3 separate regions of the Homo sapiens genome follow, and all the other regions are linked to region 2. Evidence: chromatin contacts called from ENCODE Hi-C or POLR2A ChIA-PET data. All regions are on one chromosome and are shown on one strand. Each heading gives the region's core, a stretch centred on a gene start or an enhancer-like site at or near the end of the contact. The rest is flanking DNA. Distances are from core to core; before and after follow the strand shown.

Region 1 (3,260 bases), core at 595-3,094, 400 kb before region 2:
GACTGCTACTGCTGTTATTATTATTCCATCTTGCTGCTTGTCAAGGTTGTGCAGTATAAAACAAAATAGAGACTAGCTTGCCATTACATAGTTTCAGCAACGACATGAGACTGGTCACCCCCTACCTCATAAGAATGAGGTGTAGGAAAAGCTTAACAGGTCAGCCTGCAACACAGCTCCAGCTTTACACAAGGCTTCTTAAAGTTATACATATAATATAGTAATAGTCACACATATTTCCTTATTACATTGCAGACATTACACACTATGCACGTGCAAACATTACGCACACTATATGACAGTCCTGAGATACAGGCATCATTGTATCCATTTCATAGATGAAAAATGAGATTCTGAGAGGTATAAGTAATGAGTAACAGAGTTATGGTTGGTGCTGTTGGTGTTAGCTTCCGCCTAACTAAACTTTGCAAAACTTAGAATTCTCACATGTCATACCTGATAGGATCATCAGCAGTTATACAATTAACTGTTTCTCAGCCTTCTTTAACCTAGGCCCGCTTTTGATGTTGTTAAAAATTTCCAAATAAGGCCAGGTGCAGTGGCTCACACCTGTAATCCCAGCACTTTGGGAGGCCAAGGTGGGTGGATCACCTGAGGTCAGGAGTTTGAGACCAGCCTGACCAACATGGTGAAACCCCGTCTCTACTAAAATACAAAAATTAGCCAGGCGTGATGGCGGGTGCCTGTAATCTCAGCTACTTGGGAGGCTGAGGCAGGAGAATTGCTTGAACCCAGGAGGCGGAGGTTGCAGTGAGCCGAGATGGCGCCATTGCACTCCAGCCTGGGCAACAAGCGTGAAACTCCATCTCAAAAAAAAAAGCCCAAATAAGTTAAATATTTTGTTGAAAAAAAAATCAAAGTTATTATAATACTGAATATTTTTTCTAAGTTAGTACCCAAGGAGTCTGATGTGTTATCCTTCTTGAGAATGATGGGAACCCAGCCCCCTCTTGCATGCTGATTGGCTGTTAGTGAGGTGGGTCCCAGCACCTTTTTTTAGAGTAAGTCCAAACATCAGTGTGTTTCAGATAGAAAACAAACTGTATGTAGAATCAGGGGGGAGTCAGCCCTGACAAATCAGTATAGCAGAGAGCGAAGATAAAAAATAAACATTGATTGTATTACAGTCATTTGAAAGAAATGTGTGTCACTTACAGTTCATTTATACATATATTTTGTGTACATGTCATATTATACAATATCTTCTTCTGTCACTTAGGTTCCAAAACTTTCATTTACCAACTTAAAAGCAATGAGAGAAATGGTTGTTGGGATGGGATGTGTAACTGTCAAATGCATACTTCCTTTCCCCCACCCTTTGTTGTCTAAAATTCAACCCTAAGGGATTATTTTTAGTTACAGCTTCAATCTCTGCTAAAATGCAAATTCTCCCAAAATAAGAATTATTAAAGGTATTCCCTGTTGCCCTTAAGTATACATAATTGAAGAAAAGGTAAAAATAACTTTGGGGACTGGTAGGACCATGTAGTGAGATAATGTTACAGACAGGCAAAATTTAGTGGTAGAACTTTCTAGCTTTGGAAGAAGGGGAGCTTTGGAAGGCCCGAGCCCAAAAGAGGTATGCCATAATTCCTATGTAAAGTTTTAGAAGTGAGATTTTGCTCTGAGATAGTATAGTCCCACCAAGATTATGGTTTTTCCAAAAACCTGTGCTGCTGGGAAATAATCCAGAACTTCTTGTGCAAACCTATTCCTTGCCTTCTTGCCAGGACTGGCTGCTGGCCACATCAGCATGTTGGTCTTTGGAGATGAAACACACAGCCACTTTCTGGTGATTGGTCAGGCAGTGGACGATGTGCGCCTTGCCCAGAACATGGCTCAGATGAATGATGTTATTCTGTCACCAAACTGCTGGCAGCTCTGTGACCGGAGCATGATTGAAATTGAGAGTGTTCCAGATCAGAGAGCAGTTAAGGTGGGTGTGATGCTGCTACTTACAGAAAGTTCTGCCAGCCTGTAACAGAGGCCCCCTGCCAGAAGAGTCACTGGGCACGCTGGTTTCATAAAGCTCCTGGGCTGGAGATTGGGATGGGGTCAGTCTGGGTTAGGCTACAGAGGCTTTAGTCCAGGGCAGCTCCTCTGGGAGGAGCCCAGGCTGGTGAGCTTGAGGAGGAAATGATTAGGCTTCTTTATGGGTAACTGAGGATATGGAATTTGGGGATTGAGGCCTTTTGAGGGGCTAGCGACCTTGCTTAAGGAACCAGAAGGGTCTGCCGGTTCATCCAGGAGCAGAGGGGAATAGTTTTAAAGGCTGTCATTGACCCTCACTTTCTTTACCCAACACCCTCCTAACCCAGGATGAGGGATCACTGAAGGTAAAGGTTGGAGTTGAGCAAGTGCGGCGAAGTTCAGTGATAGAAGAGAGACTTCTCTTCCTGTGGCTCTGCCTAGTAGAAAACATTGTGGTTAAGTTGCAGATTGACTATAAGCAGAACTGTCCCTGGGATATGGACAATTAAAAAAGCTGTGCTTTGAGGGTATGAAAGTGGAAGAAAGGTGTGCTGCTAGATGAGCCAAAGGAATGGGACTACGCGGCAGAAAGAAAGAAAAGACAGAGAATCCGTGCAGATGCTGGTCAAGATAGGAGGCACTCCCACACTCATGCATCAGCCTACAACCCTCACCACCACCACCCACTCCTCACTCTTCCAGCAAGACATATCCAGCCTGCATGGCCTAGCTGGCTTATAGCAATAGCCCATTCCCATGCTCTTCAATCATTCTTTTTTTAAAAAAAAAAAAACGGAGTCTCGCTCTGTTGACCAGGCTAGAGTGCAATGGCGTGATCTCGGCTCACTGCAACCTCCGCCTCCCGGGTTCAAGCAATTCCCTGCCTCAACCTTCCGAGTCGCTGGAATTACAGGTGCCCGCTACCACGCCCAGCTAATTTTTTGTATTTTTAGTAGAGACGGGGTTTCACCATCTTGGCCAGGCTGGTCTTGAACTCCTGACTTCGTGATCCACCCACCTCAGCCTCCCAAAGTGCTGGGATTATAGGTGTAAGCCACCACGCCCAGCCTCTCTTCAATCATTCTTGATACCTTTAAAAATTGTTTTAACTTTGAATTCATGTTAGACTTACAGAAAAGTTGAAAAAATAATACAGAGTTTCCATATATCCCTCACCTACCTTCCCCTAATGTTAACATCTTTCATAACAAGACTGCAATAGTCAAAACCAGGAAATTAACATTGGTACAATACTATGCACTAGTTAA
Region 2 (3,223 bases), core at 87-2,586:
TTAGAATTGATGTCAGTGCTTTGAGATCATCAGATAAAAGCTAATAAACAACACATATGTGTACAGGCCACCTCTCTAATTCATACCAGAAGCGCTGGTTGTAATCAAAGCATGGCATATTTTATTTTAAACTATTTTATAAATAACCTTTGAAACTGTGTTGATTGTGAAAGCCAAGATCTGATGTCCTGTTAAGGAAAGATGAAAATAGGCTAGAATTAAAGAGCAATATGAGTCTGGATAAAAGTGACAGGAATTACTGTAGGACAATAAAGCATTGGGTCATGTCAAGTTTTCATCACATGGAGAATGGAAAGCTGCATCATAAATGCTCTCCACCTAATCATCCTGAGCATTCTCATTTTAGTGCGATATATTGTCCTCTTGGAAGCAATAATCTCATTTAGGTCATGAGTAAAATAAGTTGGGTTCAGCGTTTCCATTTCAAGATATAGAGAATATTTCTCCAGTGCAGCATAAGAAATAGAATATCACCCAGGAGAAGCTTTACATAGGCAGTGATAATGTGGAAAAATCTAATAAAGAGAACCCACGTGCCCCAGGGAGGAGAAGCCCTCTGTGTGTGTGATTGTCGTCAGGTGAGCAGTTATGGCACACTTTGTAGTTTTGCCAGTGCTTTTATGTAAATTACTGTATGCAAAATCCACAGCCCTCGGGGATGTGTGGGTATGGCCTCTGTTACTGACAGAGGAACTGAAACTTCAAGAAGGCAAGTGATTTGCTCAAGATTGGTTATCAGTAGAGTTGGGGTTTGAATTCCATTCTTCTGGATTCAAATCTAAGCTCTCCCTCTGCACAGTTACATGTGGGCAGGCTGTGCATGCATATCTGTGGCCTGGAGGAGTGGGGTGAGTAACCTTACAGGAAGGAATACCCTGCACTAAAATTTGCACCTAAGCTTCCATTATTACGCCTACTTTTCATTTTCTGTTTGTTTTCCTCTTAGAGGTTAAATTTTCCATTCCTGATTTTAACCCAAAGAAAGGCTAAGTAAATTCCAGGGGCCACTCTTGAATAAGGGCAGCTGGAAAAAAATACACAATGCCCACCATCTAGCTTAACAGGATGTGGACACCTTCAGTCGTGGCTAAATCTATACAGTTTAACCCTAGCAACAATTTCCCAGAAATAAAACAGCTGCTCTTTCTGGTATTTGGTTAGTCTCCAGCTGGGTCAAGTCCCTCTTGATCGAATGCTTGGAGCAGGGTTTCTCGACCTCTGCACTAAAACACCTGGGGCCAGATAATTCTCTGTGGCTGTGGGCACCAGGGAGGCTGTTCTGTGCATTGTAGAATGTTGAGCAGCATCCCTGACCTCTACCCACTAGATGACAGTAGCACTCCCCAAGTTGTGACAACTCAAAATATCTTTAGACGTTGCCAAATGTTTCCTGGGGGCAAAATCTGCCCCTGGTTGAGAACCAGTGGATTGGAGTCATCATTTGTGTTGATCAATCACTCCGTGATGATTAGGCCATGATGGACAATTCAGGCTGACTTTATTTTGCTCATTAGGTTGACCAGAAGACTGGCAATTGATCCACTGCTAAGCACTTTCCTGACACAAGCTGAAATGATGTCCTCAGGAGCCCCGTGTGCGCATGGCTTTTGGGATGGTTCTTCCCAAGGAGGACAGCCGTAAACCATAGAAAGCAACCACTTGACTCTGGGTGTCCCTGGTTTGCAAGTGCCTCTTGTGTCCGCCATCTGCATTTCTGTCTAGATGGTAAGGTTGAGGGAGGTCAGTTTCAGCAGAAAGTGCAAAGAGCATAGATTCATGAGGCAATCAGACCTAAATTAAAGTTTTGGCTTTATCACTACCCAGCAACGTGATCTTGGGCAGGTTTCTTGACCTCTCTGAAACTGTCCTCTTCTTTATAAAATGAAGATTACCTACCTTGCAGGGTCATTGGGATAATTAAAGAAAATGTGTGTAATGGGCCCAGATGGAGCTAGGCCCATAGCAGCACTGTAATAAATGTTTTCGATTACTGTACATTTTACAAAAATGAATGACTGAATGGAAAGGTAGAAAGGCCAAATAGAGTGTCTGAGGCATCTCCATGGAGGAGGGTGCCAGTGGCCATGTCTGTCTGTGGCTGATCGCAAGACTCTTTTGACAGTCCCTGAAGCCTGTGCTCATCTTCAGCTCCCTTGAGGCCCTCTTCACCTGGCCTCACCCAGTGTCCCTGCTCTTCTGACTCCTGAGGGACCTGAGCATTCCAAAATAGATGTTAGGAAGATGTGGATTCATGTAGAAGGATGTCAAGGCATTGTTGGTTTTAGCAGTTGATCTTACCTGGGGTGTGAAAGACAACCGAAGTCTGTGAGCTGCAGTGATAGAAATGTGAGCAGATGGGCAGGATAGGAAGGCACTTCTTGACGGGAGCAGCAACAGAAGCCACTGCCTTTGGCCAGGACTGGGGGAGACACAACAGAACAGGACTGGCAGAAGATGCCACATCCCAGGGTCCCCAAGATCAAGCTATGGCACCATCACCCATCTACAGCAAGATCTGTAGCAGGAACCAGGGAGAAAAGTCTAGACCCTCAGTAAACTATGCGGCCAGGACAGTCCGAGGTCAAGCCGTAAAGGAGGCTTTTTTGGCATCTTTTTTCTTCTCCCTTGGGCATCATGGAATCTGTGCTGGGTAAAGAACCTTGGAGATCCCCTTTGCCTTGACTCCTTTGTTTCACTGGCCCTCAGAAAGGAGATGGCAGAATCACAAAGCTGGTGGCTGAGCCAGAAAGATATTGTAGGTGGAATTCAGGTTATGGATAGGGTTAGGTTCCCCTTGAAGAGGGAGTACTGAGTTTGTTCCTTGGAGAGTTTGCGGTTCTAGCTCTGTAACCCAGGACTGACTCTCAGCCCAGTGCTTTTTCTGTTGTGCCAGGATGCATCCTCATCCTATATCTTATTTTAACTCATACTGTTTCCAAATCAAATACCAACAACATTTACAACCTTTACTTTCTTATTTATTTAATGCTCCCCCTGAAAGTAGTAATTTGCCACTAAGAAAGCCTCCCCTGCCCTAGAATACTAAAGAAAACGAGAACTAAGCGAAAGAGGACCTGTAGTCAGCGATTTCACTGTATCCTATTTAAAATGAAATGGACTTTATTTTCTGCTTTGAGAACCTAAAACACCACACTTTAAAAGATGATATTTATCATATCTTACAAGGTCAAAGCATACTTAT
Region 3 (3,491 bases), core at 504-3,003, 290 kb after region 2:
AAGGCCAGAGCATATCCGCTGAATTTCTGCCCACTTCATGAAATTTTCTAGGGGACATAGGGGTACAAGGAGCTTTAATAATCCTCTGACAAAGTTGAATGAACAAAAGAGCAAGAGAGAACAATCTGCCCCATTCTGGCAAATTGAGGACTGCAGTGCTTTGTGAGAGGCATCAGAAGCACCAATCAAAAGCACTAGCAGTGCTTGGAAAGGGAAGCTTAAGTAGACGAAGGAGTGTAAAATGAGGATGCCATGGGTAACTGATCACACCTATTGAGGAGGGAATAGAGTTATGATAATGGTTATGTGTGGGTACTGGCATCAGCCACACCCAGGATTGATCCCAGGCTTGCCTCTCACTGACTGTTTAACCTCACACGAAGATCTTGAAAGCCCCTGTACACTAGGGTCCTCCCCTGTAAGATGGGGATTGCAGTGCTTTCTTAGTGCTCCCTGTATTGTGTGTACTGATAGGATTTTGTGAGATACTTCTGAGATCTCACCAGAAATACCCACAGAAACCAGTCCTACATGTAGGCAGGGCAAGAGCCAGACACAAAAGCCACACAAGTCAGCATCTTGAGCAAAAGAAATAATAGGGAGAATGCAAACTGAGGTTTATTGAGCTATTATTCTTTTATTTCACTTTAGTTCCACAAATATCATTATTCAGAGATAAAAACCCTAAGTCCTTCCTGCAAGACAATCTGAGTCTACTGAGCATTCACCAGTGTGGGTAAAGTGCACATTGTGAAGTACGTGTAGATCAGGGGAGCTCAGAGCAGATGCATCTAACTCCTAACTCAGACAGGAATCAGTGGCCAGGAGTTGTTCAGAGCCGGGAGGATGAAGGCAAAGGAGGAGCCTTGGACAGCCACTAGCTTTTTGGGTGGGTGACTGGGGATCCCTTAGAAAGACAAGACATACAAGAGGGAGGTCATGGTTGGAGGTGAGGACCTGAAGACTGTTTGAGTGTAGGACCACTGCTTTCAAATAGAGGGGATGTAGGGTACAGGAAAGGGCTAAATGTGCATGACTGAAGCCAGCCCAATTGTCCCTAGAACTGATGTTTATGGTTTCTTTTGAATAAACATAGAAATTCATCCTCCCAGTCTTGAAACTTGGGAAAGTTACATATATATAAACTTCCACTGAAGCACTAAACATTTATTTTATCTGAGTTCCTTTCTCAGAAAACCAAACATCAGCCCTCCCAGATAGTATCAAGGAACTGAAACTTACCAGATCACTGCATCTGGACAGTGAAACACCAGACCCCTCACCTGTCATGAGTGCCTAGCCAGCCACCTGCTTCCTGTTGACCAACTCCTCTTCCTTACCCCTCACTAATTCTTGTTTTCCCATACGTGGTTATAGTTCTTCCCTGCTATATAAACTTCTAATTTTAGTTAGTCAGGGAGATAGATTTGAGACCAATCACCCATTGCCTTGGCTGCAGCACCTAATTAAAGACTTCTTCCCTAGTCATACTCATTGTCTCAGTGATTGGCTTTCTGTGTGGCAAGCAGAAGGACCTAGAGTGAACCCCTGGCATTTCAGTAACATTACCTCAGTTAAATCTTATGCCATTCTTGGGAAGTGCTATGGTTAGGATATGGTTTGTTTGTCTTCACCAAATCTCATGTTGAAATTTGATTCCCCCGTGTGTCTGTGTTGAGAAGTAGGGTGTGGTGGGAGGTGTTTGGGTCATGGGGACAGGTCCTTCCTGAATATCTTGGTGCTGTCCTTGTGGCAGTGAGTGATTTCTTGCTCTGGTGAGACTGGTTTAGTTCTCACAGGAATGGATTAGTTCCCCCAAGAGTAGGTTTCTATAAATCCAGGATGCCCCTCTGGTCTGGTCCCTCTTCATGCTTGCTTCCCCTTTGACCTTCTCCTCCATGTTTCAATGCAGCACAAAAGCTCCACCAGAGGACAGTCTGGAGCCAAAAAAAAAAAAAAAAACCACGAGCTAAATAAACCTTTTTCCTTTATAAATTACCCAGCCCCGGGTATTCTGTTATAGCAATGCAAAACAGATTAAGACAGGAAGGAAGCATTATTTCCAATGCATAATGGTCAGAAGGGCTGAGGTTCAGAGAAATTTAGTAACTTACCCGAAGTTGCTCAGGCACTGAAATTTGAATGTGGAACCACCTTACATCAGCTTTTCTCACTAAGGAAAGCTGCTCTGACTCAAGAGAAAGAAAACCTAGTGTTTCTCATTGCCAGATAGTTCTGATTGCTACTTACTTTCTCATCTATTTCATATTATGATAATGTTTTCCTGGAATTGGATGATATAATACTAGAAATTGGAGATGTTTATTCACTACAAAGATTATATATGCAGGCTTCCTGTCATAATCAAGGGAAGTTGCTCACATCATTTACGATTTCCAGTCTTCTCTGTATATGATAATGCTTATTTTAGGAAATCTGTTTTTACTAAGCCTGCTGATCTTCAAAAGGAAAACAGGCAGAGGCGAGGACTGTGATATACTCTTTTGATATTTATCGAGTCTAGAGTCCACCTTAAATTAGTTTGCTGGGAAGCATTACATGTGATGAATGGTATAGTATTTAAATGATGCTGTGGATGTTTTTCCCTAATAATAAAGAAAATTACTCTAACACAACTATTTTGTTTCATTTCTTCATACAAAATTCATGTTTGAATTCCATCTTGGCCCTAAAATTTTAAATTTCCATAACAAGTTTTATACATTATTAAATTTTATACACCACTGCATTATGCTTTTGAAACTGATTGTACAATCTAATTAATTCAGAATATTAACTACAATTTCCATAAAATGAATAAGATAATGTTGATCTGGGTGAGATAGAGGGCTACAATAATCTTTTCCCCTCTCCCCAGCATCCCAATTGTGTACATATATTAAAAACCACTTCTCTGAAAGTCCCCAGTCCAATAACTGCAATGTGGAGGAACACAGCCAAGACCAAAAGTAAATTTAAAATACTTCCAAATAGACAAAATAACTGCTTTAAAAACTCGCACTTCATTCCTAGGCAAACCCTTCCAACCCTTTGTCAGAAGTTAGAACTCCATCTTTTTTAAGCCAGGATTTTCACATGAGTCATGCAATTTCTATATCCAAAGCAGATTAAAGATGAAATTAAAAGGTTAATGAGGGTAAAGTGGATGCCTAGAAACTGTCTCCCTGAGAAAAGCAAGTGTCTCTTGACAGTCTAATAACAATGGAGAGAGCAAACCTACCAAAAGTGGATACAAGAGTTCAGAGAGCATGGCAGGCTAGGGACTATTTATCTTAAGAGAAAATAGCCCTAGGTATGTCATCAGATCCTCAGGGCCTTGCCATACTAGAATACAAAAAGTCATCAGTGCTCACAATGACTTGGAATCATTAAATTCATTTTCCCCTCTGAGAAGCAAGCAAAGTGTACAGTATACTTTGGCAGACTTTCCATTAAAAACATTAAAATGTTTTAAATCTTAAAGAGCTGTT

What was found. Hi-C counts contacts between places; a loop is a spot of excess contacts on that map. ChIA-PET counts read pairs that join two places held with the same protein, here RNA polymerase II (POLR2A). Pooled maps may share reads with other maps.
Region 1: a pooled map shows a loop between it and region 2 (2.7-fold over the local background). The contact joins two enhancer-like sites. A Hi-C loop is called at or near these places in 1 of 50 pooled maps. POLR2A ChIA-PET finds 5 or more read pairs at or near these places in 2 of 52 experiments (PC-9 and WTC11).
Region 3: a loop to region 2 is called in a pooled map, with 2.0 times the contacts of the local background. The contact joins two enhancer-like sites. A Hi-C loop is called at or near these places in 1 of 50 pooled maps. POLR2A ChIA-PET finds 5 or more read pairs at or near these places in 2 of 52 experiments (PC-3 and activated CD4-positive, alpha-beta T cell).

Annotation. Positions count from the first base shown.
Region 1 is chr1:167,898,120-167,901,379 of GRCh38, reverse strand. ADCY10 (adenylate cyclase 10) reads left to right here. Exons shown (of 33, transcript NM_018417.6): 6 at 1,752-1,957. It also overlaps a transcript of DCAF6 not described here. Among named protein-coding and RNA genes, the nearest start is that of ADCY10, 14 kb to the left of the region's middle. Within about 2 kb of position 1,844, at least 3 of the 41 ENCODE cell types and tissues checked have a DNase peak (open chromatin) inside an H3K27ac peak, as active enhancers do.
Region 2 is chr1:167,497,339-167,500,561 of GRCh38, reverse strand. The region is part of intron 1 of CD247 (CD247 molecule); the gene reads left to right. Among named protein-coding and RNA genes, the nearest start is that of CD247, 20 kb to the left of the region's middle. Within about 2 kb of position 1,336, at least 4 of the 41 ENCODE cell types and tissues checked have a DNase peak (open chromatin) inside an H3K27ac peak, as active enhancers do.
Region 3 is chr1:167,207,018-167,210,508 of GRCh38, reverse strand. No RefSeq gene overlaps it. Among named protein-coding and RNA genes, the nearest start is that of POU2F1-DT, 12 kb to the left of the region's middle. Within about 2 kb of position 1,753, at least 4 of the 41 ENCODE cell types and tissues checked have a DNase peak (open chromatin) inside an H3K27ac peak, as active enhancers do.